Linked DNA regions of Homo sapiens: region 2 is linked to region 1. Evidence: chromatin loops called from intact Hi-C (ENCODE). Cell type or tissue: OCI-LY7. All regions are shown on one strand. Links, peaks and the distances in the headings refer to the core of each region. The heading gives the core; the rest is flanking DNA. Region 1 has its middle 79 kb from the start of SELENOF. Region 2 overlaps HS2ST1 (heparan sulfate 2-O-sulfotransferase 1).

The links. Hi-C counts contacts between places; a loop is a spot of excess contacts. Peaks named below come from ENCODE experiments on the same cell type or tissue, not always from the same donor. Only the 100,000 strongest peaks of a DNase experiment are listed, where the experiment ranks them.
Region 2: a loop joins it to region 1, with 5 times the contacts of the local background. A loop is called at or near these places in 91 of 110 quality-filtered maps.

Annotation. Positions count from the first base shown.
Region 1 is chr1:86,826,970-86,843,521 of GRCh38, forward strand. No RefSeq gene overlaps it. Among named protein-coding and RNA genes, the nearest start is that of SELENOF, 79 kb to the right of the region's middle. RefSeq lists an enhancer at 6,794-6,943. In OCI-LY7, for the core only: a CTCF peak has its summit at 6,777 (motif pointing right); DNase peaks (open chromatin) are centred at 5,632 and 6,842; H3K4me3 peaks cover 2,734 bases; H3K27ac peaks cover 2,202 bases.
Region 2 is chr1:86,955,752-86,972,303 of GRCh38, forward strand. All of the region lies in intron 1 of HS2ST1 (heparan sulfate 2-O-sulfotransferase 1), which reads left to right. LOC124904211 (a long non-coding RNA gene) reads left to right here and starts at 14,341. Exons shown (of 2, transcript XR_007066207.1): 1 at 14,341-16,552. In OCI-LY7, for the core only: CTCF peaks have their summits at 9,709 (motif pointing left) and 9,909; a DNase peak (open chromatin) is centred at 9,690; H3K27ac peaks cover 533 bases.

The DNA of each region.
Region 1 (16,552 bases), core at 4,462-9,461:
GGGAGAACTCTAGTTTGGTCACTGGGTTGCTGCTAATGCCAGTCACTGAGAGTCAAGCCACAGATGAATGAGGCACAGCTGGGTAGAGGGCAATGTGGGGACAGTTTGATAAAGATGTATCTCTCTTTTTAGTGAGTCAGCATGCTTTATATGACTGAGAATAAATCATTAAACAGATTACACTTCATGCTATATTCTGAAAGTTTGTATTACCCCAAAATTCATATGTTGAAATGTAATCCCCCATGCAAAAATGACTGACATTATTAAGAGGTGGGATCTTTAGGAGGAGTTTAGATCATGAGAGTGGAGTCTTCATGAATGGGATTAGTGCCCTTATAAAAAGAGGCCCAAGGGAGCTTGCTGGCCCCTTCCACCATGTAAGAATACAATGAGAAGGTGCCATCGATAAAGAGGTGGGCCCTCATCAGACACCAAATCTGCTAGAGCCTTGATTTTGGACTTCCCAGCCTCCAGAACTGTGAGAAATAAACTTCTGTTGTTTATAAGCCACCTAGTTTATAGTATTTTTGTCATAGTAGCCCAAACATACTAAGATACTTCATAAATGTGTTAATGGTATTGCTGGGCTGGGGTCAGGCAAGTGTCCCCATCCTATAAGATTGGGAAACACTGAATTAAATGAAGCTAAACAGTTTTTGTTATCTCAGAACTTCTCAGAGTCATTAATAGCCTAGGGCCTTTGATGTCCTAAACAGGATATCACTTGCTGTATTTATCAAATCTATTTTAGCCCCATCCCCCCACACCACCACACAACACCTATTTATATCCCTTGTAAATGTATTTCTCAGAATGGTGTTACTTAAAGTGTAGCCCAAAGACCAGCTTCAGTGTGCAAACTATTATAGTCTATGACAAGGTAAGTACAGAAATTGAGACTGTTTAGAAAATTTTAATAGCAATTTTGTGTCTTTGAATCTAATAAAAAATCTAGGTTTGTATGTTGTGTCTGCTTTTTCATCTTATCTTTCTAGTGAGTTATTTCTTTGCTAACTGACATTTTTGTAAAATACAAAGGATTGAAAGTTAAAAGCAATAACGACCACACACACACACACACACACACACACACACAAAAAACCAAAGCTCATCCTTTACCACTGGTAGTTTGAGTGTCTCAGAAGACCCTATGGAAACATGCTAGCTCAGTAGCTCTCAAACTTGGCTACCTGTTTTCATATCCTGAGGAACTTATACAGATCCTGGGTTCCACCCCTGGAGAGTATGACGTAATTCATCTGGGAAGCAGCCTGGCACTGGGATTTGGAAAGATCCCTAGACGATTCTAATGTGTACCCAGGTTGAGAATCAGTGTGGCTCAAGGGAAAGCTCAGGTTCCAGGGTATTCTTGGTTGTACTCTCACACACCTGGACAAGGATCAAGGGGGAGTTGGGAGGTGTGGGGTGGGCCCTGGCTGCACAGAGGAATCATCAGGACTCTTTAAAATGGACTTAGGCCTGGGCCCCTCCTAAACCAATGAGATCAGAATCTTTGCTCATAGTTTCTGGGCACTGGTATTTTAAAGAAATGATTCTAGATCATTCCTAAGGCAGTCAGGGTTGAGAACGATTGGATTAGGAAGTCTAGTTGCAGATGGGACAGTGTGAAAGTAATCACAATAAAAATGGAGTCACTAATTTTTTTAAAAAAAACCTTGACAGGCCGGGTGAGGTGGTTCACACTTGTAATCCCAGCACTTTGGGAGGCTGAGGCAGGTAGATCACAAAGTCAGGAGTTCGAGACCAGCCTGGCCAACAGGGTGAAACTCCATCTCTACTAAAAATACAAAAATTAGCCAGGTGTGGTGGCGCGTGCCTGTAGTCCCAGCTCCTCAGGTGGCTGAGGCAGAAGAATTGCTTGAACCTGGCAGGTGGAGGTTGCAGTGAGCCAAGATTGCACCACTGCACTCCAGCCTGGGCGACAGAGCGAGACTCCATCTCAAAAAAAAAAAAAAAAAAAAAAAAACCTTGACAAGAAGCAAAAAGGCATGGCTCTTTATGCCTGAAGTTGTAGCCTTTGTGCTGAGCAATCACTTTCAGCCCTTGTGAAAGCTGTGTTTCGGCACGTTCCATTACTTCCTAATGTGTCCTCTGAAAGAGTCTAGCTGTTTATTTCCATCAGTCACTGAAACGGACGCCTTTTACTTGGGGAAAGCACAAATGCATTAGGACTTTGTGTCTAAGAGAGAAAAAGAGAGAGGAAAGGGGAAACACATGTAGTGTAAAGACTGGCTCTGACATTTGCTGGTAGAAGTTGGGGGCAAATGATTACAGCTATTTAACAAAAATTTGTAGGAGAGTGATGGGACAGGCCTGGAAGCAACTGAATATGCCCATTTTGTTGCCACGCTGCTAAGTATGATAACAGTGATTTCTCACAACGAAACTCTGGAACATACCATTGTCTTGCCTATGTGACTGTTATGGTCTGAATGCTTGTGACCTCCCCAAATTTGTATGTTGAAACCTAGTCCCCAGTGTGGTAGTATTAAGAGGTGGGGTATGTGGGAGGTGATTAGGTCATGAGGGCGAGTCCTCACCAGTGGGATTGGTGCCTTGTGAAAGAGGCCTGAGGGAGCTTGTGTGTCCTTCCTGCCATGTAAGGACACAACTATTAATAGAAAGCACAAACTGTGGAGCAGAGAAACCTCACCAGACAGCATATCTGCTAGAAACTTGATTGTGGACTTAGCCTCTAGAACTGTAAGCAATACATTTTACTGTTTATAAACGGCTCAGTCTAGGGCATCTTTTGTTATAGCAACATGAGTGGACTAAGACATTAGCCAACATCAATTTTACCAAATGCTACAGGACAGTAATATTTGAAATTGTCTTGAAATACAGCTTGGTATTGAAATTCTTAGTTCAAAAAAATCTATTTTAAACAATATGAAACTCCAAAACCAAAGAAATATTTAATAACAACAAAAGCTCAGTAAGTAAGATCTCTTTACCCCAGGGCACTCAGCCTTAGAGAACATAAAAAGGTGTCATAGTTTGGTTTCTAGTCTGGAAAGCTCACAGACTATTTGGACTATGTAAATACTAGTAATTGTTTATGTCTGTTGTGTTATAAACTGTTCAATAGTTGTAATTTTGCTATTGCTGTTTTACACAACCTAATCATTTATCCAAAACCTCAAGTACTTACAATGTGCTAGGCGTAAAGAGCAATTGTGTTAGGCCCTGGGTTTCAATCCATAAATGAGCAAAGCAGGCATGGTTGTTACCTTCATGGAGTTTTTCTTTTAGTGGAGAAAATAACCATCAAACAAAGAATTTATTACGATAGTGGTAAGAGGTCCATTAAAAATATACGTGACTGGGCTGGGTGTGATGCCTCACGCCTGTAATCCCAATGCTTTGGGAGGCCGAGGTGGACGGATCATGAGGTCAGGAGATTGAGACCATCCTGGCAAACATCGTGAAATGCTGTCTCTACCAAAAATACAAAAATTAGCTGGGCATTGTGGTGCGCACCTGTAATCCCAGCTACTCAGGAGGCTGAGGCAGGAGAATCGCTTGAACACGGGAGATGGAGGTTGCAGTGAGCCAAGATTGTGCCATTGCACTCCAGCCTGGGCGGCAGGGCAAGACTCCATCTCAAAAAAAAAAAAAAAAAACAAAAAAAACCTATGTGATTGGCCAAGTGCAATGGCTCATTCCTGTAATCCCAGCTGCTTGGGAGGCTGAGGTGGAAGGACCACTTGAGCTCAGGAGTTTGAGGCTGCAATGAGCTATGATCACACCACGGTACCCCAGCCTGGGTGACAGAGCAAGACCCCATCTCTAAAACTCTAAGAAAGTAAAAACTAGGCCAGGTGTGGTGGCTCATGCCTGGAATCCCAGCACTTTGAATTCTAGGCCGAGGTGGGCGGGTCATGAGGTCAAGAGTTCGAGACCAGCCTGGCCAACATGGTGAAGCCCCGTCTCTACTAAAAGTACAAAAATTAGCCGGACATGGTGGCGGGCGCTTGTAGTCCCAGCTTCTCAGGAGGCTGAGGCAGGAGAATTGCTTGAACCTGGGAGGCGGAGGTTGCAGTGAGCCGAGATCATGCCACTGCACTCCAGGCTGAGTGACAGAGCAAGACTCCGTCTCAAGAAAAAAAAAAGAAAGAAAGTAAAAACTACAGAAGTACATGATCATCTCTTTCCTTTCCTTCCCTTAGAAAAAAACTATTGCCTCCCTTTCTCCTTCTCCCTCCCTCTCTCCCTTCCTCCCTTCCTTCATTCCTCAAAAAGCCATTAGGTAGGCCCAAACAAGGCAGGCAGAGTGGAGGAGACAGGCCTGAGCCGGGATAGCCTATATAAGAAGGAACAGTAGTCCAGCAGGGCCAAAGAGATCAGCTAGAGGCCAGGCGCAGTGGTTCATGCCTATAATTCCAACACGGGAGGTCGAGGCGGGCAGATCACTTGAAATCAGGAGTTTGAGACCAGCCTGGCCAACATGGTGAAAACCTGTCTCCACCAAAAAGTACAAAAATTAGCCAGGCATGGTGGTGTGCACCTGTAGTCCCCAGCTACTTGGGAGGCTGAGGCAGGAGAATCGCTAGAACCCAGGAGGCAGAGGTTGCAGTGAGTTGAGATCATGCCACTGCACTCCAGCCTGAGCAACAGAGTGAGACTCTGTCTCAAAAAAAAAAAAAAAAAAAAAAAGAGAAAGAGAGAGACAGAGAAGATAGGCTACACACAGGAAGATTGGACACATACGTAAATATATCAAAGGTTAATCTAAACCAGATTTCTCACAAGGGAAGCATAAATATGGAAAGAAGAAAACTTGAACAAACCCTTGGGTGTTGAATTGAAATTGGAGGTATTGAAGTTCTTGGTTTTCAATATGTACAAATAGAGAAATAGAGATGTAAATGTGTGTGCATATACATGCATGTATTTTCCAGCTCTGTCAACTGAAAGGAACTGGGAGCAATGAGTACACCTACTACCCAGATGTTGGTTTGCAAACCCCTCTCTCCACCAAAAGGAACCAGGCCTCCTTGGAGAAATGGCTGATTCCAGGATTGGGGCAGGGAAATTACAAGATGAGTCTAGACTATCTATCTTTTTATGGCCAAAAATAAGGAGGTGTTCAAGCAAGATGAGGACATGTTAAAAGGACACAAAAGGCAGCTTGAAGGGGCTCCCACTGGTCAAATCTGCAACAATTCATACATCAAAAAATGCCAGTAGTAATAAAGCATAATCTATTGAACTAAATAAGAAACCCATGAGTCCACATTGGTATAAATAAATGAATTATTCCATAAAGGGGGAGGAGAGAAACTTCCTTTGTGTATTAGAAAGCCTACTAATAAATGTAAAAGGAGTTATAGAGTTAGAAAATCACCATTTGGCATCAGTAATAATTATAGCAACAATTAGGCAGGAAGCATCAAAGGATGCTAAAACTTACGTGTGAAAGTGGGGTAAGTAACAGGAATTTCCACAGTCTCAAAGTTGCTGAGGAGCAGAATCATAGCCCCTCAAAGATGTCTCCATTCAAATCCCCAGAACCTGTGAACAGGACAAGAGAGACTTTGCAGGTGTGAGTAAATTAATGATCTGGAGATGGGGAAGTTGTTCAGGTGGGTCTGATGTAATCACAGGGGTCCTTGTGAGTGAAAGACAGTAGCAACAGAATCAGAGAAGGAGATGAGATGATGAAAACAGGAGTCAGAGTCTGAGAAAGATTTGAAGATGCAACACTGCTGGCTTTGAGGATGGAGGAAGGGGCCAAGGAATAGAAGCTGGAGGAAACAAGGAAACAGATTCTCTTCTAGAGCCTCCAGAAGGAACGCAGCCCTGCTGACACCTTGCTTGTAGCCCAGTGGGACTCCTTTCAGACTTATGACCTTCAGAACTGTAAGATTATTAAAATTGTGTTGTTTTAAGTCACTAAGTTTGTGGTAATTTGTTGCAAAAACAATAGGAGACTAACACCATTACAAAAGAAAAAAAGTAAGTTTACAGTGGAGAAATCTTGACAGATACTATCTTAGTGAAAGTAACCAAAATTAACACCATCAGAAACAGTCCAATAAGGGTGTACTACCAGATAAGATAGTACAATCTTATTGTATGCAATGAAAAGACACAGCATCTGTTATATTTTAACCAAAAAATGCGTAATGAAAAGACACAGCATCTGTTATATTTTAACCAAAAAATGCCTAAACTGAGGCATAAGACAACATCAGACAAGCCCAAATTGAGAGACATTTTACAAAATGCCTGGCATGTAACTTTTTAAAATGTCAAAGTTATGAAGGTCAAGGATAGGGTGGCAATTTACAGATTGAAAGATACTAAAAACAAACAAAAAAAATGACAACTGGAGCAATGTATGACCCTGGACTGATTCTTTGCTACAAAGGAGCTGCTGAGGCAACTGAAAAAATTTAAATTGATACTGGGAGACGGATCAAGGGGAATTCTTTGTACTATTCTTATAATTTTTCTGTGTAGAACTGTTTCCAAAAAAAAATTTTAAGTGGATGATTGTCATGGTAATACGAGTCTTGCGCAAGCCTAATGGATAAAGGATGTCAGAGGATTGGTGGGAGATGGGCAGGGAGTATGAAACGTGAGGCTGGACAAGATAGCACATTTGTAGGATGGAGATAATGGCCTGAGAGTGTTTCTGATTTGACCGGTGAGGCCCTTGTTCCTGAATGGAAATTAGGCTGGAGCCAGCTTTGCCTGAGTCCCTGCGCAGTCAGAGCCTCATTTAGAAACTTGGAAAACATCAACGTGATGATTATTTTAACTTAATATGGCCAGCAGATGGCAGCAGGCAACTCAGGGAAAGAACAAGAGCGAGAGACCTGGAGATGGGAGGCCCTTGGTTGCTGCTTCAGCTCAGCCAGGAGAGAGCAAAGGCCGGCTGGCTCATTGAGTTGTTGGCCATCTTTGAATTAAAGGGTTCCTGCCAGGCAACAGAACCTCTGACGGCCCAACCTCACCCCCTGGACATCATGGCGGAAAGAGGAGGACTGAGAGAAATGTCTTCATTGTGTTTTAAAGAAAGAAACGCTTACTTTTTCCTAGTAATATAAAAAAGAAAAAGATAAGACATCATTTAATGGAACCTGAATTAGATGCGTCGAGAGACCCAAACATTAAGAACAGAAAGAGCTGGATTCACGAGTCATGGGGCCCAAAATGGCATCAAGTATTTCTGAGGCCGGGCGCAGTGGCTCACGCCTGTAATCCCAGCACTTTGGGAGGCCGAGGTGGGCGGATCACAAGGTCAGGAGATCGAGACCATCCTGGCTAACACGGTGAAACCTCGTCTCTACTAAAAATACAAAAAAAATTAACTGGGCGTGGTGGCGAGTGCCTGTAGTCCCAGCTACTCGGGAGGCTGAGACAGGAGAATGGCGTGAACCCGGGAGGCGGAGCTTGCAGTGAGCCGAGGTCACGCCACTGCACTCCAGCCTGGGAGACAGAGCAAGACTCCATCTCAAAAAAAAAAAAAAAAAAGTATTTCTGACAATGATAATAAAAATAGAGCCTCAGTTTATTTACCTGTAAAATGGGAACAGAGTATTTTGCAAATCAGATGAGTCAATATATGCAGAGTTTTTTATAATTTTTTTTTTGAAACAGGGTCTCACTCTGTCATCCAGGCTTTAGAGAGTTTAGAATAGTGACTGGCATGTGGTCAGTACTTAATAAAAATTACCTGCAATTATTATTATTTACTGAACACTTACTGTGGCCCAGGCATTCAGTTAAGTGTTTTATGTATGTTATATTATTTATTCCTTACAACAGTCTTTTACTATATATTTTATTAACTCAATTTAAAAATTTCAGACTCAGAAAATTTAAATAATTTACACATGTACCGAATGCCTATTAGGGACACTGTGCATTCAGTAGGAATAAGGACAGACATGGTCCCTGTCCTCCTGTAACAACCATCTGTCTAGTTGAGGGTCATATAGCTAGCCAGAGTACAGTCAGAATTTGAACCCCGGTCTCTCTAATTCAAAAGCCTTGCTCCTCTTTGGCTGCCTTCCATAATAAAAAGAGTGAATTGGCCGGGCGCAGTGGCTCACGCCTGTAATCCCAGCACTTTGGGAGGCCGAGGTGGGCAGATAACGAGGTCAGAAGATTGAGACCATCCTGGCCAACATGGTGAAACCCTGTCTCCACTAAAAATACAAAAATTAGCTGAGCATGGTGGCGTGTGCCTCTAATCTCAGTTACTCAGGAGGCTGAGGCAGGAGAATCACTTGAACCAAGGAGTTGGAGGTTGCGGTGAGCCAAGATTGCGCCATTGCACTCCAGCCTGGCGACAGAGCGAGACTCTGTCTCAAAAAAAAGTGAACTTTTACGGAATACCCATTGTGTGCCAGGAACTTTACATACTATGTAGTTTACATATTCCCCAACCAATGAAATAAGAATTATTGTCACCACCATTATACATATGAGGGGATATTCAGTGACTTGCCCAAAGACCATGCCACTAAGGAGCAAGCACAAATACGTTATGTATTTGAAGTCCATGCTCTTTCCATGGCAACACACTCTAGATGCTTCCTAGGGTTAGAAGGGATCTGCACCAGCATCATCCTCATTCTGTCCACAAGTTACATCAAAGTCCAACCCAGGCGGGTCATGCAATCAAAAAGATATCTTGGTAGTAAGGATCCTCTGAGATCTTCAGATTCAACTCTTTGAGCAACTTTTTTTTTTTTTTTTTTTGAGACAGAGCTTTGCTCTTATTGCCCAGACTGGAGTACAATTGTGCAATCTCGGCTCACCGCAACCTCCGCCTCCTGGGTTCAAGTGATTCTCCTGCCTCAGCCTCCTGAGTTAGCTAGGATTACAGGCATGTGCCACCTCACCCGGCTAATTTTGTATTTTTAATAGAGACGGGGTTTCTCCATGTTGGTCAGGCTGGTCTCGAACTCCCAACCTCAGGTGATCTGCCTGCCTTGGCCTCCCAAACTGCTGGGATTACCCACGTGAGCTGCCGCGCCTGTCCTGAGCAACGTATTTTAAAGTAGACACAGAAATCCCTATCAAAACTGGCACAGCAAACAAAGGGAATGTATTGGTTAAAGTAATAATTGGTTGATTGATGAAATACTCAAGGAATACTTCAGCTTCAGAAATGTCTTCATTAGGAACGAATTTCTCACTCTATCATTGGATGTCTTTCTTCTGTGCTGGCTCCATTCGCAGTCCATTAGAAAGAGAATTCTCGCAGCTGAGTTCTAACTCAATCTTTGCCACATTCAAACACAAGTCTTGGGTCTGATTCTCATTGGTCTAAATTGGGTCACCTGCTCATCACTGAACCAATCACTTTGGCCAATTAGGGCCTACCCTTGAAGCTGAAGATTGTCAACCTCTCTCACACCTGATGAGATTTAACAGCAGGGAGGGGTTATTCTCCAAATACAATTTGGGGCATCTTTCTACTCAAAGAATGAATGATTGTGGTGGTTGGATGACAAAAACAGCAGATGTCTCCCACACCTACATTCTAATCAAACTGAACTATTTTGTAGCGTCTGAGGCACATTCTCTACTTTCCTTCTGGCAGGCTGTTGGTCACATTCTTCTCTTGATTAGTACACATTGTTCTCTTGGAACACTTGATCTCCCCCTTCCAATATTTCCCAAACAATCCTCTCTGGCCTTCACAATTTAAATACTATCTCCTTATTTCCAATGGATATAATCCCTTCTTTCTCTGAGTATGAACACCTCTCACAGTTCTCTTATCTTCCCATTATATTTTAGTTATTTATATAAATATAAATAATCTTAAATTTTGAGTTAGATTCCTTATGTTAATGAAGAAGATGCTTATAATCTACAGAGGAAAGAATTATATTTAGAAATTTTAATCAATGGCAAAGATGAATACCTTAGTGAGTTCCTTAAAATCTACATCAGTAGACTCCAAATGAATGAGAATTTACTATAACTAGAGACAGATTACATTTTAACAGTAAAATTTATTTTCAGATTAACTGAAGTTAAGCACCACATTTCCATTGCAACCCTTAATGAAATATTTGACACTGGGCGATCTTTAATGCTGTAAGATATCTCAGTGTCTAAAAGTGAATCATTCTGGAAATGGGTATTCCTCCTTGAGTGAGTGCAATAGGTAAATTCCTCAGTTATTTGTCTTTCCCTCATGGGACTGTAAAATCCTTCACACATATGCTGGACTTATATCACTACAGCCAAACACAGTGCTTAGAATATTTCAGGCACTCCATAAATGTTTGTTAAATGAAGGAATGAAGGAATAAAAGCAACAATGATTGAGAAAAGTATGTGTTTATGTGTTTATCCTTTTAGATGTTTTGAAAAACAATCTCCAGATGTCAGTTTATTTTGCTGTCTTTTGCCCGCTCCTGCTGAAAAGGGAGCACTAAAATAATTTCCAATGAAGGGTTTTAGGTCATAGGTTGAAAGAATGCTAGTGCTAAAGGAAATATCCACTGCCTACTGTTCCTGGCAGTTAGCAGACACTAAAGTGGTGTGAGAATGGATATAAAAGAAGGATAGGTGACTTTTACTATGCATAAAACCATAAATCCTGAAGTCCTAACAGATTATACAGTCAAGGTTCTGATGGTCCACTTAAAATGGGTGGATGAGGAGTATTTAAGGAAGAAACTATTTACAAGGGTATAGACAGAAATTGAGCACATTTTCTTTTTCTTTTTCTTTTTTTTTTTTTTTTTTTTTGAGACAAAGTCTTGCTTTTGTCCCCCAGGCTGGAGTGCAATGGTGCAATCTCGGCTCACTACAACTTCTGCCTCCCGAATTCATGCGATTCTCCTGCCTCAGCCTCCCGAGTAGCTGGGATTACAGGCACCTGCCACCACGCCTGGCTAATTTTTGTATTTTTAGTAGAGACAGGGTTTCATCAAGTTGGCCAGGCTGGTCTCAAACTCCTGACCTCAGGTGATCCGCCTGCCTCGGCCTCCCAAAGTGCTGGGATTACAGGTGTGAGCCACCGCGCCCGGCCAATGGGGCACATTTTCATTGCAACAACAAAGCAAAGGATGGTGATGCACCCAAGGGCTACCAACAGTAGTGAGCCATTGTCATCCCCAAATCAGGTGGGACCAGAGAATGGAGCAGTTCCCCAAACTCAGAAAGAGCTGAAAAGGAGGGCCAGTGAACATGAGTTGGGGTCTTTGAACTCAGCCACACAGCCAGGGAAATTAATACCTAACATTTCTCTCCTTTTGCCCTTTGTTTTGCTGCTGCTCTAGCCTACGATGGGAAGCCATAGTACAGGGAAGCTGTTGATGCGGAGTCCATACAGGTCAGCCACCCAAGGCACAGAACAGGATGGAGAAAAGGGAGGATGGGTTTTGCAAGAGCAAGCAAAGAATATTGACAGAGATCTTGAAGATCTTCTAGTCTCATGGTTAAAAAAATTTTTTTTTTGCAGGCACCTTTATTTTTTATATATTAGACATAAGAAGAAGCCCAGTAGAAGCCAAGCATGGTGGCTCACACCAGTAATCCCAGCACTTTGGGAGGCCGAGGCGGGTGGATCATGAGGTCAGGAGATCGAGACCATCCTGGCTAACATGGTGAAACCCCGTCTCTACTAAAAATACAAAAATTATTAGCTGGGCATAGTGGCGGGCACCTGTAGTCTCAGCTACTCGGGAGGCTGAGGCAGGAGAATGTCATGAACCCGGGAGGAGGAGCTTGCAGTGAGCCGAGATTGCACCACTGCACAACTGAGCAAGACTCCGTCTCAAAAAAAAGAGAAGAAGCCCAGTAGAAAGCAATAGCAATGATATGATAAAATAAATGTGAAAGCCAGGTGCGGGGGCTCACGCCTGTAATCCCAGCACTTTGGGAGGCTGATGCATGCAGATCACGAGATCAAGAGATTGAGATCATCCTGGCCAACACGGTGAAACCCCGTCTCTACTAAAAATACAAAAATTAGCTGGGCGTGGTGGTGTGCACCTGTAGTCCCAGCTACTGGGGAGGCTGAGGCGGGAGAATTGCTTGAACCCGGGAGGCGGAGGTTGCAGTGAGCCAAGATCATGCCACTGCACTCCAGCCTGGCAACATAGCAAGACTCCATCTCAAAAATAAATAAATAAATAAAATAAATGTGAGGGAGCAATTTTGGGGTGTTCCCTTGCTCCCTATGGCAGACTCTAAGGCACTGCTACAGCAGTTGCTACACTCTATAGAGCATAGTTTGAAAATCACTCCAGATTAATCTGTTCATTTTACAGATGAGGAAACTGATACTGCATAAATTGAGTAAATAACTTGTTAAAAGTCATCCAATAAGTTAGTGACAGAGCTGTTCACTGGAACTCAGGCCTCCTGGTCCCCAGTTCCGTGCTCATGCATTATTCAGATGGTGAGAGTGTGGCGGGACATTCTCAGAAATGTGAGGCTCTACTAGGTTGGAGAGGCAAGACAGCATTGCTCAAGTTTGGAGTTAGGCAGAACTAGCTTCCAATCCTGACTCTGGGACCTTTAGGGCAAGTTTTTATTAAACTCATTCTTAGTTACCTCATTAGTAAAATGGAAATAAAAATGCCCAGTTTTTAGAGTTGTTGGGAGGATAAACAAGATAATGTTTATTAAGTGCTTAGCATAGTGTCTGGCACTGAACATCATCAAAAACTGGTCATTGTTATTAATAGTAACTGATTTAAGGGTCTGAAATCACACAAAGATCTCACTGATATGCTTTAAGAAATGTCCAAGATCAGAATGTGACCAACCAAGAAGTGGAGGGAAAGTTTTTATAATGGGCATTTGTTGTTTTGGCTTGCTAACATCCTTCCCCTTGGAGAACCTCTCCCTGATACTCAGTCCATGTGACTTGGCTTGGCTGACCCAACCCTAGCACCAGGGAAGGCATTGTGACGTAGGCCAAGCCAATCAGTGTGACTCCATTCTCCTTGCCACAAGACATCAAATCAAAGATAGGTACCTCACTGAAGTTGTCAGTTTAGAGTAAATGCAAGGACTTTTGCAAGAGTTACCAGAAAAGAACTGGTCTTTTTCACCTGGGATTGTTCGCAGAAAGGAATATCAACATGGGGCTGCTGTGGACCATGTAAAGCCTGAAAGTGAAGCCATCTCAAAGAAAGATCACAGCCAAGAGATGGCCAGAGAATACTGATGACATCATCTGAGCCCCTTGACCAGCAGCTGGCAAACTTTTTCTGAAAAGAGCCAGCCAGTAAATATTTTAGGTTTTGTCAGCTATGAGGGCTCTCTTGCAAGGACTCAGCCCTACCTTTGTAGCTTCAAAGCAGCCTTAGATAATATGTTTTTTAAAAAAAATGAGCATGGCTGTGTGCCAACAGCACTTTATTTACAAAATCAGGCAATGGGCTGTTGTTTGCCAATTCCTGTCCCAGGCCATGCCCAAAGCCAGAAAACTCTGGGACTTTTCAGTTAGGTTTGCTATTAAATTTCATTTTTAGCTTGGGTTGGTTTGAGTTAGATTTATATCATTACATTGGAAAGAGTACTGATGCAAGCCTCCATTTGATAAAATATGGCCTTAACTAGTCCAGTATGTCATAGATTGACTAATGGTTGAGAAATTAGTAATTCCTGTCATCAAATAAAAATTCTGGGCTGGGCGCGGTGGCTGTCGCCTGTAATCCCAGCACTTTGGGAGGCTGAGGTGGGTGGATAACTTCAGGTCAGGAGTTCAAGACCAGTCTGGCCAACATGGTGAAACCCTGTCTCTACTAAAAATATAAAAATTACCCGGGTATGGTGGCGCATGCCTGTAGTCCCAGCTACTCGGGAGGCTGAGTCAGGAGAATCACTTGAACCCAGGAGTTAGAGGTTGCAGTGAGCTGAGATTGAACCATTGCACTCCAGCCCGGGCAACAAGAGCGAAACTCTGTCTCAAAAAATAAAAAAAAAATCCTGGTGGAGGGGGAAGCCCCCCCTTTTCCCCTAAGTCCATTCTGCAATTGCTAGTTATTTGGGGTCATACGTTGCTGCCACAAAAGTTGAAGTTTAACTGGCATTTATCTCCTTCTTGCAACAAAGGAAAAACAAGTACCTCCGTAAGTCTTTGCCTTAGAGCAAGCAGTTCAATAAGAGACCAAAATACTCATTTGAATCTCTGCAGGACAAAATGATCCCAGAGGCTGTCATCCTCAAATATTTAAGAACCCCGTAGAAGAGTTCTTATTTAATTCATGTAAAAACAGGGCAAGGGTGTGTTGTGTGGAAGGGAAGGATGGGCTCTTTAGGAAAGACAGGCCCAAATGTTCCTGTCAAGGGAATTTATCACCCTTATTAGGAAATGACTTTGCTATATGGGAGATCTCATGTTCCTTGGATCAGGGCTGCTTGTTCTATTCTTTCTGACTAATTTCTTGCAGTTACTCAGACTTTCCTGGAATAAAGCTGATTTATTTGAAAGCTGAACACTGCAATCCTGATCTTTAAAACATGTGTGGAGCTTCTGCTGGAAAGGTGTTAGATATTATATCTAAGTGTCTAATTATAAGGAATTTCGGTATCCACTGAGCAACCATAGGTGCTAGGAGCAGCAAAGATCCTAACAGTCAACAGCATCTTTACCTGAATATTGAAAGAATATCGCCAATGTGGGATATAATCATAGGCTAAATTCTATAACACAAACTTGAAATGCCATCCCCATTAAAAGAGTAGATTAGTGTGGGTTAGAGAATTTGAGGAGGGCCTCAGAAGGACATTCCAGGTAGAGAGAATTATTAGGACAAAGACCCAGAACTGTGAATGAGGATTTCATTTAATTTAACAAATATTGGCCAGCCACGGTAGCTCATGCCTGTAATTCCAGCACTTTGGGAGGCCGAGGCAGGATTGCTTGAGCCCAGAAGTTCAAAACCAGCCTGGGCAAATAGCGAGACCCTGTCTCTAATATTTAAAAGAAAAATAATTAGGAATTTAAAAAATAAAAATTGTATAAACAAGTTTTAAATTTAAAAAAAATTTAACAAGTATTGACCAGGCACGGTGGCTCACGCCTGTAATCTCAGCACTCTGGGAGGCCAAGGCGGGTGGATCACGAGGTCAGGAGATCGAGATCATCCTGGCTAACACGGTGAAACCCCGTCTCTACTAAAAATACAAAAAGTTGGGCCAGGTGAGGTGGCTCACGCCTGTAATCTCAGCACTTTGGGAGGCCAAGGCGGGTGGATCACGAGGTCAGGAGATTGAGACCATCCTGGCTAACACGGTGAAAGCCCATCTCTACTAAAAATACAAAAAAAATAGCCCGGCGTGATGGCGGGTGCCTGTAGTCCCAGCTACTCGGGAGGCTGAGGCAGGAGAATGGTGTGAACCCGGGAGGCAGAGCTTGCAGTGAGCCGAGATCATGCCACTACACTCCAGCCTGGGTGACAGAGCGAGGCTCCGTCTCAAAAAAAAAAAAAAAAGTTAGCTGGGTGTGGCGGCAGGCGCCTGTAGTCCCAGCTACTCGGGAGGCTGAGGCAGGAGAATGGTGTGAACCCGGGAGGCAGAGCTTGCAGTGAGCCGAGATCATGCCACTGCACTCCAGCCTGGGCGACAAAGCGAGACTCCGTCTCAAAAAATAAATAAATAAATAAATAATTTAACAAGTATTTATGAAGCAGCTCCTTTGTGCCAGACACTGGACTTAGCCCCGTGAATACAATGGTAATAAGAGAAATATGATCTCTGCCCCTGCAGCACTTACAGGTTAGTGGGGTATACACGGAACATCAGAGGAGGAGATGGAATATATTTGTGTTAAGTGTTAAAGGCTAGTTGGAGGGAAAGGGCAGGCCAGTGAATTGGGGGAGGATGGATATGACGCGACTGCTTCCAGGGAGCACTTGATGGGAATGCATGGTATTTTTATCTGTGGTATACAGGGGAGCTTGAGGTAGGGGCAAGTGGAGGAATGGAGACCAACATGAGTGTGGGAGTGTGGCAGGAAAGCCTGAACTCAGGCCTTGTGCTTCCTTCTGTGTCTGTTTTCATCTGGTACTCCTACAACCTGAGTCCTCTTTTATTAATTAATTAATTAATTAATTAATTTTTGAGATGGAGTTTCGCTCTTGTTGCCCAGGCTGGAGTGCAATGGCCCAATCTTGGCTCACTGCAACCTCCGCCTCCCAGATTCAAGCTATTCTCCTGCCTCAGCCTCCCGAGTAGCTGGGATTACAGGCATGTGCCACCATACCTGGCTAATTTTGTATTTTTAGTAGAGAGAGGGTTTCTCCATGTTGGTCAGGCTGTTCTCGAACTCCCGACCTCAGGTGATCGGCCCTCCTCGGCCTCCCAAAGTGCTGGGATTAAAGGCGTGAGCCACTGCGCCCAGCCGAGTCCTCTTTTATTTAGTCAGCTTAAGGCAAGACTGTTTCACATGTTTAGAACCCTGCAAAATGAGGGACATTGGTTCTTGAGCCAAGCTGAACTGCCTCTGCTGAGCTGGCGATTACACATCATGAGGAAGAAGAAGAGTGATACCTTTTTAGTGTCAATGAAAAGAGTCAAACTCTGTAAAATA
Region 2 (16,552 bases), core at 7,206-12,205, 130 kb after region 1:
AGGTGGGCGGATTGCCTGAGTCCAGGAGTTTGGGACCAGCCTAGGCAACATAGCAAAACCCCCTCTCTACCAAAAATACAATAAATTATACGTGCATGGGTGGTGCACGCCTGTGGCCCCAGCAACTCAGGAAGCTGAGGTGGGAGGATCACTGGAGTCCTGGAGGGGTGGAGGTTGAACTGAGCTGTGATCCTGCCACTGTACTCCAGCCTGGGTTGCAGAGTGAGACCTGTTTCAAAAAAGATAAAATAAAAAAAGGAGAAATAGTTGATCTGCATATTCTGTAAATAAAATAGCTAAATAGCTGTCTCTTCATACATATATGTGTGTATATATACATAAGTGAATATATGCACACATGTGTAATTTCTTTGAACATATTTGTTAAGAATTAGGCATGGAAAGGACTTCAGCAACAATTTTTTGGGGTTATTTACTGGGGTGGATCTGCTGCTTTAAGGAATAAGTAAGCAAGTGATAATATTGACTCCTTTTCTGAAAATTCCAGATTAAAAAAAGATTTCCTTTTGATTCCAAGATTGTCCCACATTCAGAGGAAAGAGTAATAGAGAACCTGCAGGCAAAGCCAGGATTTTTCTGAAGGAACAATTCTGTGTTTGATTCAGTGCCTGAAAAGGAATCAGTTAAGTCCTCAAAGTTCTTTAAAACAGAGCATGGCCTAGATCCTTTTAGCTGGAAAGATAGCTTAAAACAAATGTTTCCACTTGGTCACTATGGCTGTAGAAAAATAACAGTACTGCTCCCATGAAAATCTGATTTTCAGCAGTGTGAACCTGCCCAGAAGGAACTGATGGTGAGAGGTACTTTTTTTCTTCTATAAATTCTTTGTGATGCCTACCCTAAATCACTTTCTGTGATCTGACTTTTTTGGCTCTCCTACCTTGATTTTATGTTATTAGAAAACCTGTAGCTTAGTTAGGGGAGGATTGACTTCTTTATAGGTTGCCACCAAGAATACTTTTCACCAGAAAAAATATATTACCCTATGGTGCTCGATGCATCTCTGTTGTAACTTACCCTGCATTTAGAGAGGTTTATACTTCTACATGGTTTTCTCTTTACACTTTGAGTAACATGTTCTTGCTAGTTGAATTTAAGGAGTTAGTAGCATATATTCAGTAATTGCAAAACAGACCTTCTTTCCTCACCCCTGAATCTTTGGACAGTAAAAATACATTATATAACATTGAAATCATTCACAATTTAGTGGTTTGAAATTCCAGATGGTAATGCCATGAAAAGACCTGTCATATTTTGTACCTTATATTATGAAGAGGGTTATATTAATCACAATTAGCAAGTGAGTTGTGGGCTTCAAGTTGTCAAGTGAATTTTTAGGTAATGAACAAGTTTCTAGACATTTATAGTCTAAGTTTCAGGACATTTATAGTCTAAGTTTCTTGAATAAATTTTGTCATTTTAAAGAGCAAGGATAAATGATTGAAAAAGAATTTCTGAATTTAAATTTTTACATGAATTATTTAATTTGACAATTTAATTCTTACATGGGTAAGTAATGTTAATCATCCCATTTTACAGAGGAAGAAACATGACTCTCATAGGACAAATGGCCCATCACATGTTTAGCAAGTGATGGAAACCAGATTTAAACTCCAGCAGTCTTATGCTTAACCACTTTGCTGTGATTCTCAAAATGTGTAGAATAAACACAATTGCAACATGTGATGTCTCAGCTCTCTCCTAAGACTGAATTGCTAAGGTCTCTGCTCTTTTATTTTACTTCTCTTTTTACTTCCTAATCCCCAGTTTTTGCTTGTTTTAATAATAAAATCTAGAGGAAATAGAACTGCTACAGTTAAATATACTTGGATTGAAAGACCAGATCTTTTATTTATTCATAGCTACATGACAAGTTACTTCATTTGAGCTCACTTAAAAAAAAATGTAATAATGTACTAATAAGGGAGTTAAAAACATAATGTTTTGTTGTGAATAGTACACAGGTATAATTTTTAAAGTATTGAAATCATTACCTGGAAGATATTAGAGGTTTTTTTAGATTTTTTTTTTTTTTTTTTGAGATGGAGTTTCATTCTAGTCATCCAGGCTGGAGTGCAATGGTGTGCTCTCAGCTCACTGCAAACTCTGCCTCCCGGGTTCAACGTTTCTCCTGCCTAGCCTCCTGAGTAGCTGGGATTACAGGCATGCATCACCACATCCAGCTGATTTTTGTATTTTTAGTAAAGACGGGGTTTCACCATGTTGGCCAGGCTGTTCTCGAACTCCTGACCACGGTGATCCACCCGCCTCGGCCTCCCAAAGTGCTGGGATTACAGGCATGAGCCATCACACCCAGCTAAGGGGTTTATATATAGGTAGCTACAGTTGACCCTTCAACAATGAGAGGATCAGGGGCATCAGCGCCTCTGCTGCACAGTGGGAAATCCACATGTAACTTTTGACTTTCTAAAAAACTTAACTACTGATAGCCTACTGTTGACTGGAAGACTCACCGATAACATTAACAGCCACTTAACACAAATTTTGTGTGTATGTTATGTGTATTCTGTACTGTATTGTTACAATAAAGTAGCTAGAGAAAAGGTTATTAAGAAAATCACAAGGAATAGAAAATGTATTCCTGTTTATTAAATGGGAGTGAATCATCATAAAGGTCTTCATCCTTGCTGTGTTCACATTGAATAGGTTGAGGAGGAAGAGGAGGAGTTGGTCTTGCTGTCTCAGGAGTGGCAAAGGTGGAAGAAAATTCTTGTGTAAGTGGACCTGTGCAGTTCAAACCCATGTTGTTCAAGGGTCAACTACAGTGTTATTTTGTAATTAACATTATGCATATTATTACCTACATTTCTACTTTAAAAGCTAAATGTTTTATTTTAAAAAATCTCCCTGATTCTACTATGCATTTAAGGAAGAAATTATACCAGTTCTCTACAGTCTCTTCCAGAAAATAGAAACAGGGGGAATACTTCTTAACTCAGCATTACTCTTAATACCAAAGAGTACCTAATACCGAAGACCATACAAGAAAGGAAAACTAAACTACAGACCAAAATCTTTTGTGAATATAAATGTAAAAATCCTCAACCGAATATTAGCAAATCAAATCCAAAAATGTATAAAAAGAATTACATACTATAGCTAAGTGGGATTTATTCCAGGTATGCAAGGCTGGTTCAACATGTGGAAATCAATTCATGTAATCGATCACATCCACAGTCTAAATAAGAAAAATCATATGGTCATATCAGTAGATGCAGAAAAAGCATTTGATAAAATCCAACATCCATTCTTGATTAAAATCTCTCAGGAAACTAGGAATGGGGGAAAATTCCTCAACTTGATAAAGAAAATCTACAAAAAACTTACAGCTAACATCATATTTACTAATGAGAACATAGATCCTTTTCTATTATGATTAGGGAAAAGGCAAATATGTCCCCTCTCACTACTCTTCAGCATCATCCTGGAAGTCCTGGTTAATGCAATAAGACAGGAAAAGAAAATAAAAGGTATACCGATTGAGAAGGAAGAAATAAAACTTAATTCACAAATGACATGTTGGTATATGTAGAAAGTCCCAACAAATCACAAGTGCTCTGGAACTAATAAGTGATTATAGCAGGTTGGGTGCAGTGGCTCACGCCTGTAATCCCAGCACTTTGGGAGGCAGAGGTGGGCGGATTGCCTGAGGTCAGGAGTTTAAGACCAGCCTGGCTAACATGGTGAAACCCCGTCTCTACTAAAAATACAAAAATCAGCTGGGCGTGGTGGTGCACGTCTGTAGTCCCAGCTACTCGGGAGGCTGAGGCAGGAGAATCGCTTGAACCTGGGAGGTGGATGTTGCAGAGAGCTGAGATCACGCCACTGCTCTCCAGCCTGGGTGACAGAGCAAGACTTTGTCTCCAAAAAAAATAAAAGACTATAGCAGTGTTGCAATACCATTTATATTAGCACAAAAAAATTAAAGTCCTTAGATATAAATCTTGCAACATAAGTACAGTACAAGATCTATATGAGGAAAATGACAAAAATAAAAAATCGAAGATCTAAATAAACAGATATTCCATGTTCATGCTTAGGCAGACTCAATATTGTTAAGATGTCAAGTTCTTCCCAACGTGATCTATAGATTCAGTGTAATTTAATTCAGAATCGCAGCAGGTTATTTTGTGGCTATCAGCAAAGTTATTCTAAAGTTTATATTGGTCAGAGACCTAGACTAGGCAACACAATATTATAGGAGAACAAAGTCAGACTGACACTATTGTACTTAAAGACTTATGAAGCCACAGTAATCAAGACATTGTGGTATTGTTGAAAGAATAAATAGATCATTGAAGCAAAATAGCGCATAGGTAGACCACGAATATAGTAAATTGATCCTTGACAAAGGAGCAGAGACAAGGAAAAACGGTAATTTTTTCCACAAGTGGCACTGGAATAACAGGATATCTCATTCCCCTCCACGCCACCAAAAAAAAAAAAAAAAAGAATCTTGACACAGACTTTATACTTTTCACAAAAACTACCTCAGAGTGAATTGTAGCCTTTAATGTTAAGCACAAAAATGTAAAACTCCTAGAAGATAATAAAGGAGAAAATCTGGTGACCTTAGGTTTGGTGATAACTTTTTAGACAAAACACCAAAAGCATACTCCATGAAAGAAAGACGTTGTTAAGTTGGACTTCGTTAAAATAAAATATGTACGTTTTGTGAAAGTTACTGTTTAGGGACTAAAGAGATAAGTCACAGACTGGGAGAAAATCTTTGGAAAATACATACCTGAAAAAGAACTGGCATCCAAAAATATTCAGAGAACCCTTATAACTCAATAATAAATGAACAACACAATTAAATGGACAAAAAAATCTGAACCTCCTTGGAGAAGATATACAGATGGCAAGCAAGCATTTCAAAAGATGTTTCCACATATCATTAGAGAACATGCAAATTTAAACCACAGTGAGATACTATACACCTATTAGAGTGATGAAAATTCCAGACACTGACAATACCACATGCTGGTGAGTATGTGGAGTAATGGGAATTCTCATTCATTGCTGGTGGGAATGCAAAATAATAACCTTCAAAAGACACTTGGGCAGTTTCTTTAAAAGCTAAACATATTCTTACCATATGATCCAGCAGTCATGTTCCTTGGTGTTTATCCAAATGAACTGAAAACTTTAAGTCCACATAAAAATCTGCCGATACATGTTTGTAGCAACTTTATTTGTAATTGCCCAAACTTGGAAGCAACCAAGATGTCCTTCAGTAGGTTAATGGATAAACAAACTGTGGTACATCCAGACGATGCAATATTATCTAGCCATAAAAAGAAATGAGTTATCAGGCCATGAAAAGACATGCACAGAGTCTATTTAATAAAAAAAAAAAAATCTACTTGGAGATTGAGGTTACAGTGAGCTATGACCACACCACTGTACCCCAGCCTGGGTGAACAGAGTGAGACTCTGTCCATTAAAAAAAAAAATTCCTTGAACTATACAAGCAATAAAATGAACTACAGATGTGATGAATATTACAAATACAGTGGTGAGTACAAGAAATCAAGGGAAAACATATACTATGATGAAATTTTACTATATTGTTTAATATTGTTTGAATAAGAATATATTGTTGATAAAACAAGAAAAGCTAAGAAATGATTACCGGAAGGATAGTTTTTATCTCTGTGGAAGGGAGAATCAAGAAGGAACACTTGAGAGATTTCTGAGGGTGGTGGAAGAGTTTTATTTCCCATCATCATGGTGGTGTGTTATTTAAGTACTCATTTTCTAAGTCTTTAAATTGTACATATTTTTCTTCAAATACATTCTTTTAATTGAGGTGAAAATCACTTCACAGTCAAATAATCATTGTCAAATGTACTTTTCTGTGTTATTTAGTGTATTCATAATGTGCAACCAAAACTAACAGCTCTTTCTAGTTTCAAAATTTTTTCATCACACTCCAGAAACACCCTATACTCCATTAGGTAATCATTCCCTAACCTCCCCCTAAGCAGGTCCCCTCATAACTTTTAATCTGCTTTTTCTCTATATGGATGTGCCTGTCCTGAATGTATCATAAAAAGGAATCATACAATTTGTGACCTTTTTTGTGTGGCTTCTTTCGTTTAACATAATGGTCTCAAGATTCATCCAAGTTATAGTATATATATTTGAGTTTTTTTTATGACTAATATTTCATTATATGTATGTAACTGTTCACCCACTTATCACTGATGGACATCTGGTTTATTTTCATATTTCGAGTATTGTAAGTAATGCTGCCATAAATGTTCTATACATCTAGTTTAATGTATTGCAATATATGTAAGATACATATTGTGAAAAAAATAAGAAGGAAAAACATCTTGTTGGGACCGTGTGCATTACCAATAGTGGCATGTTGCTAAATATTGACAGACACAAAGATAAATTAAGCATGATCCTTACCCTCAAGGGTATGTACGGAATTTTGTTGTGGAATTACAAAAACAGTAATCTAACATTGCATATTTTAGAGCATCATTGTAGAATTGAGGCTCCCCCTTGAAGTAGTTTTAAGGTAATACAAATTGAGATAACACAGATAATTATAAAATATGAAGTTTGTACACGGATGATTAAGATACTTGGATCCTTAAGCATGATCATGATTAAGCATAATCCTTACCCTCAAGGGTATATATGGAATTTTACTGTGGAATTACAAAAACAGTAACCTAACATTGCACATTTTAGAGCTTCATTGTAGAATCGAGCCTCCCCTTGAAGTAGTTTTAAGGTAATACAAATTGAGATAATGCAGATAATTATAAAATATGAAGTTTGGACACATGATTGGGTAAGATACGTGGCTTGCCTGGATGCTGTGTTCAGCTAGACAGCTGTGATTTACAGGTGAATTACAAAAACCAACAACAACAACAAAACAAAACTACAGCTCTGAGATTCCTAATGATCATTGAAAAGAGAGGCTAGTCTGTACAATAAGATTTTTTTTTCAAAGTAAATATAGGTTATAGGTAGTTGTAGATAAGTTTTTGGATTGGAACATACAGTTTTATTTTTTTCCCAAGCATTCTCTAAAAGATATGAAGTCATATATCCATTGCCTAAAGTCAGTAAGTTCCATAAGTGAAAATAATTGATTTCTTCAATTGATAATTGATTTCTTCTCTTCCAAGGTAGTGATTCTCCTCTAGTCTTCAACCCCTAGAAAAAGGTGGTAGTATAGAAAGAGGTGGTATTGCTGTATTTATTTTTGGATAAGCTAAAAGCAGGGGGCTAATTCTCTATTAGTAGCTAAAAACAAAAAGTCCTGAGAAAGTTCGAATTTTTTTTCATATTTTTCTGTCAGAAGGTACAGAAAAATTGTGTTTATTAAATCTTTTTTTTTGTATTTTTTTTTTTTAATTGATCATTCTTGGGTGTTTCTCGCATAGGGGGATTTGGCAGGGTCATAGGACAATAGTGGAGGGAAGGTCAGCAGATAAACAAGTGAACAAAGGTCTCTGGTTTTCCTAGGCAGAGGATCCTGCGGCCTACCGCAGTGTTTGTGTCCGTGGGTACTTGAGATTAGGGAGTGGTGATGACTCCTAAGGAGCATGCCGCCTTCAAGCATCTGTTTAACAAAGCACATCTTGCACTGCCCTTAATCCATTTAACCCTGAGTGGACACAGCACATGTTTCAGAGAGCACCGGGTTGTGGGTAAGGTCATAGATCAACAGCATCCCAAGGCAGAATTTTTCTTAGTACAGAACAAAATGGAGTCTCCTATGTCTACTTCTTTCTACACAGACACAGCAATAATCTGATTTCTCTATCTTTTCCCCACGTTTCCCCCTTTTCTATTCAACAAAACCGCCATCGTCATCATGGCCCGTTCTCAGTGAGCTGTTGGGTACACCTCCCAGACGGGGGTGACAGCCGGGCAGAGGGGCTTCTCACTTCCCAGAAGGGGCGGCCAGGCAGAGGCGCCCCCCCCCCCACCTCCCGGACGGGGCAGCTGGCCGGGTGGGGGCTGGCCCCCACCTCCCCCCCTGGACGGGGCGGCTGGCCGGGCGGGGGCTGCCCCCCACCTCCCGCCCGGACGGGGTGGCTGGCCGGGCGGGGCGGCTGGCCTGGCGGGGGCTGCCCCCCACCTCCCGGACGGGGCGGCTGCTGGGCGGAGACGCTCCTCACTTCCCAAATGGGTCGGCTGCCGGGCGGAGGGGCTCCTCACTTCTCAGACAGGGCGGCCGGGCAGAGACGCTCCTCACCTCCCAGACGGGGTCGCGGCCGGGCAGAGGCGCTCCTCACATCCCACACGGGGTGGCGGGGCAGAGGCATTCCCCACATCTCAGACGATGGGCAGCCGGGCAGAGACGCTCCTCACTTCCTAGACGGGATGGCGGCCGGGAAGAGGCGCTCCTCACTTCCCAGACGATGGGCGGCCAGGCAAAGACACTCCTCACTTCCCAGACGGGGTGGCGGCCAGGCAGAGGCTGCAATCTCGGCACTTTGGGAGGCCAAGGCAGGCGGCTGGGAGGTGGAGGTTGTAGCTAGCCGAGATCACGCCACCGCACTCCAGCCTGGGCAACATTGAGCACTGAATGAACGAGACTCTGTCTGCAATCCCGGCACCTCGGGAGGCCGAGGCTGGCAGATCACTCACGGTTAGGAGCTGGAGACCAGCCCGGCCAACACAGCGAAACCCCGTCTCCACCAAAAAAATACGAAAACCAGTCAGGCGTGGCGGCACGCGCCTGCAATCGCAGGCACTGGGCAGGCTGAGGCAGGAGAATCAGGCAGGGAGGTTGCAGTGAGCCGAGATGGCAGCAGTACAGTCCAGCTTCGGCTCGGCATCAGAGGGAGACCTTGGAAAGAGAGGGAGACCGTGGGGAGAGGGAGAGGGAGAGCTGTGTTTATTAAATCTTAAAGCTAAATATCTTTAAGAATATTCTTTAGTAATTGCTTCCTTTCTACACACAGACACACATGTATATTTATTTATCATGAGTAAGTGACAGGTGATTCAGTGCCAATCTGAGTTCCTAAAGGTTACACAGTTCAATTTATTTGTTTTTATTGTTTTGTGATTAGCAGCAATAATGTTAGTAATAGTAGATACACTCTCTTCATATGTGAAGACTGATGATGTCCCGTGTGCTTAGAGCTATTTTTCTAGTAGTCATGGTAGATTTGCACTAGTTTACTCATTCTAGATCTCCTTTAAACATTATACATTTGTAGTATTACTGATAATGTGTGTAAATGACTGATCTGCTAGCCAAGATTAGGTGTGTCTGGGTCATATTTTAAGTGATCCCCTTAATTTCAGACTTGTTTCAAAAAGGATTTTATGCATCTTTCAGTAATAGAGTAAGACAAAGTAATTAGCTAAGGAAATCAGGATGACTGGAAAATGAGCACAATTGAGTGGCATTTTGTGCCTGGTACTTTTCTGACCATCTACTGGCTCTCTCTTGTTCCTTCACCTTACCCTGCTTGGGGGCTTATCTCTGCTTGGTTCCTTACCATTCATTCATTAGTTCCCACTTGAGGCATGGCATTTATCCCAAAATTCTTGAACCTCGGTGGGCTTTTCCCCCCTCTGCACAGCTCCTAAGGGACTAAGGTACTAGGGCATCTTATTTTTTCTTTTGTGGCCTTCCAGAATAGTTCCTTGCTGCCCTCTTCTGGCTGAGACCTTAGGGTGTTGTTGAGCAAATTTTGGTTTTTAATCCTTTAAATTCCAGCAATATTTTGGATAAACCAGTGGTTCTCAAGCCTGGCTGCGTATTAGAATCACTCTGGGGAGTTTTAAGAAAACTACCACTGTGTGGGCCCCACTTTTGGAGGTTCTGATTTAATTGGTCTTGGGGTGGAGGTGGGAGGCTGGTTTTTTTTTAGGGGATTAAAATCTCTAGCCAGTGATTAAGATCTAACCACTAGGATAAATGACCCTTGGAATCCTGAAGGGCTTGTGCTACTTAGATATAGTCCTCACATTTTTAGATATCATAATGGATTTTTAAAAAATAGCATTAAAGTTAGAAATACAGGAGTATTTCTACCCTCTCAGGAAAAGAATAGTTTATACAAGGAATGATATGAATAAGCAATAGGATCTAAGGTCTTTGTAGTGTCTACTAATACCAGAAGAGATTTTGGGAAGATACTTTGTGTTATCATTTGCCTGTTTGGTTTTCTGTTTCTCAATTTTCATTTCCTCTGTTTCTGTTTTAAGGGCCAAGCCACAGGCTTCTGCATGAGTTTGGCCATTGACAGATACTAGCGGAAGATTGGAGGACAGGTAGAAGGGAGAAGCCAGGGTATTTTTTGGTTGTCATGTCTGGTAAAGGCTATTTCTCTGGTAGGGGCTTCTTGTCCTTTGTGACTTTAGCTCTTATCAGAGAGCTCCTCCTTCCATGGTCCAAATGTGTGCTGGAAAATTTCCTGTATTAGTAGCTATGTCTTCTATTAAATATATGGAGAGGTTTCTGTTTTTTTGATTGGACTCCTATTTGATGTACCCTGTAAATACTACAATATGCTTCTCTTTCCTCTCTTCTGTGTTTCTACCTTTCCTCCTATCTGTTCTTTGGTACTTTTCCTACTCCGGTGATAGCCACCTGAATTCTGAACAATATTTATAACAGTTAGGGTTAGGGGGCATTGCTCTTAAATTGGAGTCTCTAATTTTATGGAATGTTCTTTCTAAGTTTTACTTTTTTACTTTCTGAAACTTGTAAAGCATTCATACGATATTATTTCTTAGTTGGATTAGAAACGTGATGGGAAATAAAACTTTAATATGAACTTGTTGAATACAGTTTGTTAGTAGATACAATTTGTAATCATCCTGTTTTGTTTGTTTGTTTGAGGTAGAGGTCTTACAGCCCAGGCTGATCTTGAACTCTTGGGCTCAAATGATCCTAACCATTGAAACCTCTTGAGTAGCTGGTAGATTACCAGCACATGCTACCATGCCCAATTTATCATCTTTTTAATAATGCTTTTTGTTTGTTAATTATTTTGTTAAGAATACTGTTGCAGCTACTTTGTTTTTAACATTTTGACCCATGATACAAATCTCTCTTACTAAACTTTAGTTTGGGTCATTTAAAAAAATAATAGAGTGCATTCCTTTTTTTTTTTTGAGGCGGAATTTCGCTCTTGTTGCCCAGGCTGGAGTGCAATGGTGCGATCTCAGCTCACTGCAACCTCTGCCTCCCAGGTTTAAGCGATTCTCCTGCATCAGCCTCCTGAGTAGCTGGGATTACAGGCATATGCCACCATGCCCAGCCGGTTTTGCATTTTTAGTAGAGATGGGGTTTCTCCATGTTGGTCAGGCTGGTCTCGAACTCCTGACCTCAGGTGATCTGCCCACCTTGGCCTCCCAAAGTGCTGGGATTACAGGTGGGATTACAGCCACCATGCCCGGCTTATTTAGTCTTTGAAGGAGTATTAGGATCTTTAGTTTCTAAAAGTGGCGTATTAACTAGCTCTTTATTATGTAACCATTTGTACTATATTTCTTATTTTTTAATTTTTAAAAATTTCAAGAGCTTTTGGGGTACAGGTGGTTTTTGGTTACATGGGTGGATTATATCGTGGTGAATTCTGAGATTTTAGTTTGCCTCTCACCAAAGTAGTGTACATTGTACCCAATATGTAGTCTTTTATTCCACATTCCCCTCCCCTTCTCCCCCTACTGAGTCTCCAAAGTCCATTACATCACCCTGATTGGTTTTGCATACTCATAATGTAGCTCCTACTTATAAGTGAGAACATAGGGTATTTGGTTGTCCATTCCTGAGTTACTTCACTTAGAATAATGGCTTCCAGTTCCATCCAAGTTGCTGCAGAAGACATTATTCTGTTCCATTTTATGTCTGAGTAGCATTCCATGGTGTATATATACCACATTTTGTTTATCCACTCATTGGTCATTGGGCACTTAGGTTGGTTCCATACCTTTGCAGTTGTGAATTGTGCTGCAACAAACATTTATGTGCCTGCGTCTTTTTCATATAATGACTTCTTTTCCTTTAGGTAGATATCCAGTAGTGGGATTGCTGGATTGAATGGTAGACCTACTTTTAGTTCTTTAAGGAATCTCCGTACTGTTTTCCATAGAGGCTGCACTAATTAACATCTGCACCAGCAGGGTGTAAGTTTCTGTTTTCACCACATCCATGCCAACATGTATTGTTTTATGACTTTTTAATGGCCATTCCTTCAGGAATAAGGTGATATCTCATTGCGGTGTTAATTTGCATTTCCCTGATGATTAGTGATGTTGAGCAGCGTTTCATATGTTTTTTGGCCATTTGTATATCTTCTTTTCAAAAATGTCGTTTGCCCACTTATTGATGGGATTATTTGTTTTCTTCTTACTGATTTCTTTGAGTTCCTTGGAGATTGTGGATACTAGTACTTTGTCAGATGCATAGTTGGCAATTATTTTCTCCCATTCTGTGGGTTGTCTGTACATTCTGATGATTATTTGTTTTGCTGATTTGCACTATATTTCCTTTGATGTGGGATTTATTTATTTAGATGTAGGCTTTGCATGATATCCAAAGCATATATATGTATTTGGTAACACAGTTTTTGAAGTCTTGAGTTTTGTGTGGTTTTGGCTTAGGTAATCTTTGGATTACTTATTTCTCCAATCCTTTTTTTTTTGAGCGAGGTCTCACTCTGTTACCCAGGCTAGAGTGCAGTGGCACAGTTGAACCCTCCAGGCTCAAGTGATTCTCCCACCTCAGCCTCCCGAGTAGCTGGGACTACAGGTGTATGCCACCAGGCCCAGCTGTTTTTTTGACTTTTTGTAGAAATGAGGTCTCACTATATTGCCCAGGCTGGTCTCGGGACTCCTGGCCTCAAGCATTCCTCCTACCTCCGCCTTCCTAAGTGGTGGATTACAGGCATGAGCCAGCACACCCAGCCTCCAGTCCTCATAAGTGGTTCTTCTAACTTTCTCTATTATTGTAGACGGTTTAAACGTCTTTACTTTAATCATTTGTTTAAAAAAAAAAGCTTCATGCTGCTAGATTTAAGATGCCAAGAAATCATATTTTTGGGAATTTAACTCTGTTAAAAATGAATGTTGTAAACTAATTTTATTCTCTCATATTTGTGTGGAGACATAAGATGAATCATTAGTACCATTCAGCTGAGTAGTGTAGAAAACGGAATTGTTTTTCTTTGCTGAAAGAATTGAATAAAAATATTTTCATGAAGTTATTCTTTGTACCAATTCCATGTAAGTAAGGTTGCTACAAATATATGATTTCTTGACATATATGCATGTCAAAGTATGTACTAAATATAAAGTGTTACTTTTCATACTTAATACTTTATCTTAATACTTTACCTACAGAGGTTTTCATTTAAAAGCCTGTTCTTAAAATTACATTAATCTTTCAGGCTTAAAATTGCCTTTCAGGTTTAAAATTTTACTTCTTAGTTCTAACCTCAGTTATAAGTCCCTGGTTAGGGTTCTTCTGAAACCTCAATTTGGATTTAAGGATACATTTTCTTTCTATGCCCTTTTCTTTCTGAAGCACACATTTTTAACTTGTTTATTGAGCCTTTTTCTCTACTTGTGACTTATGGAAGTAGCTTTATAAACGTGTGTGTGTGTGTGCGCACGTGCCTGTGTGGAATTGCAGCAGAAGTCATTCCTTCTCAGCTAATTTCATGTAATTCATTTCAGCGTGAAGGTTGGAATGATCTAATGGTTTTCTAAGAGCTAGACTTTCATAATAATGTTACACATTAAAACACATAAACACAGTTGTATAGATGTTACTGAAACTTAGAATTATGATCATATGAAGTAGAAGAGTTAATTTTACAAATTTATAAAAACAATTTGGAGTTGGCTTTTTACTTCTAGCTGTAACTTGTTTACTGACAAGACTGAGTTATATAAAATATTTTAATTAAGTATAAAATAATTTAAATATTTTAATTAAGTTATATAAAATATCTTAATTAAGAGTTGGCTTTTTACTTTTAGCAGTAACTTGTTTACTGATAAGACTGAGTTATATAAAATATTTTAATTAAGAGTATTTAGTTGGGGCCGGGTGCGGTGGCTCACGCCTGTAATCCCAGCACTTTGGGAGGCCGAGGCAGGTGGTTCACCTGAAGTCAGGAGTTCGAGACCAGCCTGACCAACGTGGAGAAACCTCGTCTCTACTAAATATACAAAATTAGCCAGGCGTGGTGGCACATGCCTGTAATCCCAGCTACTCGGGGGGCTGAGGCAGGAGAATCACTTGAACCTGGGAGGCAGAGATCGCGGTGAGTCAAGATCGCGCCATTGCACTCCAGCCTGGGCAACAAGAGTGAAACTCCATCTCAAAAAAAAAAAAAAAATGAGTATTTAGTTAAAGAGACAACTTTAACATTTTATAACAGAATGATTTTATTTTGTTTTGGTTATTCATCCTAACAATGCACATTTTACAAGTAATAATGTATTAATGCAAATAAACATGATTAAAATAGTTTCCTCTGTAAGCCATAACAGTGCTGGGAAGAATCCACAAGAAGTATAGGTCAGTTGTGAATAAAAAAACTGAATGAAAAATCTGCTTAATGAAATATAAATTAAAAGATTTTAAGCATAATTTTAATTTATAATTTTTTTTTTGAGACAGAGTCTTGCTCAGTTGCCCAGGCTGGAGTGCAGTGGCATGATCTCAGATCACTGCAGCCTCCACCTCCCGGGTTCAAGTGATTGTTGTGCCTCAGCCTCCCAAGTTGCTGGGACTACAGGCGTGCACCACCATGCTTGGCAAATTTTTGTTTTGAAATGGGGTTTCACCATGTTGGCCAGGCTGGTCTCGAACACCTGACCTCAAGTGATCCACCCTCCTTGGCCTCCCAAAGTGCTGGGATTGCAGGCATGAGCCACTGTGCCCTGCCTGTAATTTTTATTTAATTTTTCCGGTGATGGCATGAGTGAATGTCCACATTTAAAGTTATTTTGGTTCACACATGGCCTTTGTTTATTATTTATGAGAAAAAATTATAGAAATAATTTAAGGGTGGTACAGAAATGCAAATCTAGAGGACTTAAAATGTACATGAAAACTCCATTTGATATGACAAATAATTTACAGGTCAAATATTTTAATATTTATATATATAATAGATGCCAGTTAGCACAATTGACAAGTTCTCTTTTACGGAAAAGGCCCCAAAATGTCTTCTACTGATGCCAGATCAGTTGATTATCTAGGGATAGATATCTGAAATAAGCTAGGCCAATTTGATTTTCTCACTCAGGAATTACTTTATTGACTAATTTTATTAGTTCATTCAGTCAGCAAGTATTTATTGAAGGCCTGTTACATGTTTGGTTGCTAGAGATACAATGATGGAAAATTCAGATAAAGTTTCTGCTCAAACAAAGAAATTAAATTGGCTAGACATGGAAATAGTGGCATCCAAGAGGGAAGGTCTATACATTAGTGCTGTTAAGGCCTATAGAACTCCTCTGATTCCTGTCATTATTTAAAAAACAAAACAAAACAAAACAAAACAAAAAAAAACCTTGGCGGTTTAGTTATTTCTTCAGTTCTGTGAGCTACCCAAGCATCCTTCCAGTCTTTCCAATAAAACGGACCACCTCCTTCTTACTCTTATTTTTAATTTCTTAAATTTGTTTTAAGCCAAAAAACCCTAACCAATATATAAATTGGACCTAGGGTGGGGTTTTATTATGTACTCAGCTTAGGTCAGATGGTTAGATGTCTAGTCTTATATCTAACAGATTGGCTATGAAGATGTGGAATTTGAATAAAAGTGATAGCTTCTTTACACGTCCAATCTTAGAGTAGGGAAATGAGCATTTCACAGCAGAAAGTTTTGTTCTGAACAAAACAGAGTCCCTTGTAGTGTATATCTATCATATATACTGCATTATGTTTGGTTAGGACTTGAAAATTTTATTTCATTGCATCATGTTTTTGATCAAGAATTTGTAGGAATTTTGTGCAACAAGAGGTTATAATGTTAATACGTATTAATATTCTGACCGAGGTTGAAGTCTTCATTCTTGAAAGAAAAAAAAAATGCAAAAGTATTCTGATCTCAGAAGATATGAAAACTATCACTCTTCAGAATTACTGGCTTTGTGTTTTGAACTAGCTCTTTCAATAGTTTAACCTTCAACTTTTTATACTTGTCATAACTTGTTTATTAAATGAATCACTATGTCACCACATTCTATACTGATTTACATAGAGAAGATGTTCAGTAAAAGTTGGCATGATTTAAATTTTACAACAATTAACCATAGAGTTTCATCATAAGATTGGTTTAAGTGCATTCATTATTGCAGTTGCAAGGTTATGAGTTGTTAATGTTTCAGAAAAATTTTTAAGGACCCCTTTTAAAAAACGTTTTGTGTTTACATATATACATACCTCCTTCATCCTAGGTTTCACTTTCTCTAGTTTCAGTTAGCCAAGGTCAACCTTGGTCTGAAAATTGATGAGTACAGTATAATAAAATATTTTGAGAGGGAGAGA